Regions from separate parts of the Mus musculus genome. Here region 2 is linked to region 1. Evidence: chromatin loops called from intact Hi-C (ENCODE). Cell type or tissue: left cerebral cortex. All regions are shown on one strand.

Region 1 (2,500 bases):
GCCTGCTACCACTCTTCCCCACCATGCTAATCATGGACTGATACTCTGAAACTACTGGGGAGTAAAATGCCAGGTGGGACTTCAGGAGTGAGAAGTCAATAAGAGGAGAGGTGGGGGGGGGGAAGGATGGAAAGAGGGAGGGAGGGGAGGAGGGAGGGAGGAAGGGAGGGGGAAGAAGGAGGAAGGGAAGGAGGGAGGGAGAAACGGGAGAGGGGAGGAGGGAGAGAAGGGACAGGGAAGGAAGGAGGGAACGGAGAATCCATAGACATGGTGTCCTTAAAGAGTGAAAGCCCAGGACCCAGGAAAGCCTATATTTGAAAGAGGGGAATGCACACAGCCTGCTGTGGCTGCCTGTTCCTCTGGCCTTCCACGTCAAGGCCATGAGTCTGTAAAGATGTCTTCAGGATGAGCACTCGTGACCTCCCTTAGCTCCCACTGAGACCTGAATCAAGGCTAAGATGGATTCATGTGACCAGCAAAGGTGAACTATTTGTAACCTTTAGAACAAACACAGTCAGAACATTCCCCCAGTAAGCAGCTCTGAAGCATCAGTAACACTGCACGCACGCGCGCATACACACACACACACACACACACACACACACACACACACACACACACGCACGCACGCACACACGCACGCGCGCACACGCACACGCGCACGCACGCACATGCACACACACGCACACGCACACACACACACGCGCGCGCGCGCACACACACACACGCACACACACGCACGCACACACACACACACACACACACACACACACACCGCCTTAAATCTTGTTGGAAATGCAGACTTTCAGGCCCTCCAGGGTTTTAGCTGTCAGAGATTCAAAGAGTTAGGAATCCAGATATGAACACAAGGTCTCCAGATGATTCTCCTGCAGGGTGTCTTGAGAGCTCTCTAAAGAAGCCAGAAGATGCATCCCAGGGCTGGCTTTCTTCTTAGGAGCTCAGGATCACAGATTGTTAAGGATAAAAAAGGACCTTAGCAAGTGAGCAATCTGACCTCAAAGCAAGTGGCCTGGAGCTCTCAGGATCTAACTAGCTGTCCTTAAACTTGCAGCGATCCTCCCGCTTCTGCCTGGGATAAACAGGCTTGCTGTACCACATCTGGCTAGTTTTTAAGGATAGATTTGCGTTTGTTTTCTATTACTAAATTCATGGTCCTAACCATGAATTAGGGTTAGGGTAGGAGCACGGTGGCTTCACACAGCTCAGTCTGCCTCTCTCATCCTGTGAGGTTTCAGAGACAGCTTCCTCAGCCTAGGCAGCCAGCTTTTCCCAAAAGCCAGGTTAATCCGTCAGGCCCTCACTCTCGCCCTTTCAAACTCTTTAACTCTTTGGAGAGGTGGACAGTCCACTTTCTGAACGCACTGCAGCTGGGGCTTCCTTTGCTTCAGCAGCGATTTAGCCTTAAATTTTGTGACAGACTGAGTTGATAGTCTCACCATGGAAAGGGGAGAGGAAGGAGCCAGTTTTTGACAGGCCACAGACTCGCGGTGCCTCTAGTGGCCAAAAGCTGCATTGCGCCACAGTTAAGGTCGCTTGAGAGAGTCCTGCTCTGACTGCAAAGCCCGCTCTGCTGGTGGCTTTTGCTTTAAACACAGCGAGGAACTGAAACGTGCAGTTTAAAGCACGTAGCGGGTCAATTTACCCTCGTCCTCTGTGCTGTAACTGCAGCCAGGTGGTAGCGCTCAGCATTCCCAGGGTTTTTAATGCTAAGATTTGTCATTGCCGTTCGTATTTAAAAAAAAAAATCGTGAGTAAAGAAATAGTTTCAGTTCTTTGGATTTCTTAGTTTGAAAACGATGTCCAGTGCGAGGGCCTTACCTGCCGGAAAGGGGGACTGAAAGCTGGTGGAAAGTGTCCTTCTTGTGGTGGTGGTAGAGGTCGTGGTTGTGATGGTGGCTCGGTGTGTGTGTGTGTGTGTGAGAGAGAGAGAGAGAGAGAGAGAGAGAGAGAGAGAGAGAGAGAGAGAGAGAGAGAGACAGAGAGAGAGACAGACAGAGAGAGACAGAGAGAGAGACAGACAGAGAGAGAGACAGAGAGAGACAGACAGAGACAGAGACAGAGAGAGAGAGAGAGAACCCGTGTGTGCCCGCGCGCGCAATCTGTGTCTAAGTTTTTAAAGTCTTACAATGAATTCTCAAAACTCCCTGCCTTCGCTATACCCCCCGAGGTGATCAGAACTCAGAGATGAGGAGCCTGAAAATTAAAGTGACTTTCGAACTTTCTCGGATGCAAAGATGGGGGATCAGTAAGAATTAATAAAAGTGTCCCCCCACCCAAACAAAAAGGGGGCGGAGGAAGGGAACAAAAAGGCCGGTGGCTGAGCCGGATGCAGGCAGCTGGCCCTAAGCCCTGCCCGCTGGCTCTGTGCGCGAGCTGGGGTTCGGTATCCCAGCCTCCTGAAGAGTGGGAGGAGCTGGGCCTGTGTCAGGCTCCCTAAGCCGTTCCTTTCAAGCCCTGAATGCCTGAATGTGAGCTGCCC
Region 2 (2,500 bases), 170 kb before region 1:
CTTAGATGTATACTTCTGGGCTGATGGACATTATCTTTAGTTCTTTAATAATGGTTTCCCCCTATCTCATGTCTTCGGTCTTCTGTGCACATTGAGACACAAAGGTCCAATATTGACCTTTGTGTCTGCCTGTCTTTATGATATGTTCTACTTTGTTGATCTTATAAAAACAATATTATAATTAATTCCTTGAGAATTGTGTACAATGTACTTTGAACATGTTCGCTCTCAGTTTCCCCCATAACCATTCTTTCCACAATTCATCCCTTCTCACCTACCTTTGAGATTTCTTCCCCTCCCCCCCCCCCCCCCCCTTACAATGTCAGTTTGTGCTGCCCAGCTAGTCTTGGGAGCAAGTGTAAAGGCCATCCTTGAATTATTCAAATGCTGATTTCTCTGTCCCCATGGCTGGTTGCAATCCGGACATGGCATTTTAATGGCTGCAGTATCTATTCTCTGTCTCTGTTTTCTGTTGTCGTCCCCCCACCCCCTCTCTTCCATTCATCTCCCTCGATGCCTCTCTACATCTTTTTAAGTCATCAGGGCAGCTCCACGTGGGCTTTCTCTCCCATGTAAAGCCGGCGAGTTTAGTTATCTGACATACATGTTGCCAGCCAGAGTCAAACAAGGTGACACTGTTTTCGTGCGCCAGTTTTCAGACCCAAGTGATTATCTTTTTCCTGGAATCTTGGTGGTATTTTCCACATTTTTGTTGGAGACAATGTTGTTTGTTGAGCTGAAATACTACACAGTTGCTTCTAAGCCCAGCTTCCAGAGGCTGTAATGAGCCTTGAAACTGCAAACGACGAGTCCAGTGCTGCTGGCGGCAAAATGTACAAGCAAGGCACAGGAGGCCTGGGCTCACAGGGACCTCACGTTGAGTTAGAATGATATCTCACTATGTGACAAATCATGTGAGGAGTTTATGGATGAGCACAACCACAGACATTGAGCACCGAGGTGTACAGAAGAAAAGAAACCTCACAAATTAAAGATTTTACAAACGAAACAAAACAATCAAGCAGAAAGTGTGAATATCATCAGGAAGATATTAGACAATGATTTATACTCACTACTGTGAGCAGATAACGTCAGTTAAAAGGTTAGAGTCTTAGAATGACCAGTAAGATCATGAAAAGAGCCACTGACACCAAAAGAAGGAATAAGGCATTTAACAAATAATGAAAACACAAAGATAAAGCTCTCTAGAGATGCTTAGAAATATTCAAATTGATGTTGGCTTGTTATATTTTTATAAACAATTTCTAAATTCAACGATAATCATTTAAAAGTCTATTCTGAACCATGCAGTGGTGGCGCACACCTTTAATCTCGGCTCTGGGGAGGCAGAGGCAGGCAGATTTCTGAGTTCAAGGCCAGCCTGGTCTACAGAGTGAGTTCCAGGACAGCCAGGGCTGTACAGAGAAACCCTGTCTCAAAAAAACAAATTGAAAAAAAGTCTATTCTGCAATATTTTTGTTGATTATTTTGGAATCTCATATCATGTACTCCAATTGTGCTCACCTTTCAGTCCTCCCATGTGTGCTCTCTTTCCCTGCAACCCCCCCCAAAAAAAAAACAAAGAAAGGAAAAGAAAAAAGGTCCTTTTTTGTGTTGTATATATGCTCACTGCAGCATGGTCATATTTCTACTGGTCCCCTATGGAAAGATGAATCTTTCTCTACCTCCACCCCTGCCAGAAGCCAACTGAGGCAAGTTTTGCTGCACCCAGAGAGGGGAAGGCCAGTTCTCCTGTAAGGGGTGGGGTTAGCTCTCCCGCACCCAGGGACATCAACATGGCTTCAGGCAGCAGCTCTAACCACGGACATTCTAATGGGCTTCAGTGGTCACACGGGCCACATACATGAACACAGCCCTTGGCCATATTAGCACCACTGACCAATTCATGACCCTCAGCAGCTACACAGACCATGAGGCTCAACATGACCTCTTCGAGGCAGCAAAACTCAAGGACATCGCCTGGATCTAGGGTTTCATAGCAGTCCGGGGCAACAGCCTGGTCCACAGACATGGCTTCGGGTGGCATAATAGACCATGGTGGTTCCTTCAAGAGGCTCAATGGAGAAAGTGAACTATTTGCAGAGGAGCCCACAGTCTGCATCTGCATAAGCTCCAGGCTGCTGCACACCATGATGCTGACCCTATCAAACAATGACAGCATGTGACCTCAGCCCCCTCCCTTACTTGTCACAGTTATCATGTCTCCCTCTGTCTCCTCTAGCTTTGGTGTGTTTTAAAGTTCAAGCAACTTGGCTTTGCTTTTTGTGTGTGGTTACAACTAGACAGACGAAGACTGAGGACCCATCCCAGACTAAAGAGCACAGAAGAGACCTGCCAGTGAAGTGTGACTCCATGGAGACTCCATTCTTACTGTTCTACAAAGGAATTATTGGAGTAACTGGAGAATTTTGGACTAAGCTTGTCTGTTAGAGAGCAGTCACTGGTATTGGCCATTGCCCTGAGTAGACATGGAGAAACA

The links. Hi-C counts contacts between places; a loop is a spot of excess contacts. Peaks named below come from ENCODE experiments on the same cell type or tissue, not always from the same donor. Only the 100,000 strongest peaks of a DNase experiment are listed, where the experiment ranks them.
Region 2: a loop joins it to region 1, with 2.4 times the contacts of the local background. A loop is called at or near these places in 1 of 42 quality-filtered maps.

The regions. Positions count from the first base shown.
Region 1 is chr13:60,177,681-60,180,180 of GRCm38, reverse strand. No RefSeq gene overlaps it. Among named protein-coding and RNA genes, the nearest start is that of Gas1, 1.4 kb to the right of the region's middle. In left cerebral cortex, a CTCF peak has its summit at 1,524; a DNase peak (open chromatin) is centred at 1,526; H3K4me3 peaks cover 719 bases.
Region 2 is chr13:60,351,111-60,353,610 of GRCm38, reverse strand. No RefSeq gene overlaps it. Among named protein-coding and RNA genes, the nearest start is that of Gm35333, 82 kb to the left of the region's middle. In left cerebral cortex, no CTCF peak of the experiment used is centred here; no DNase peak of the experiment used is centred here.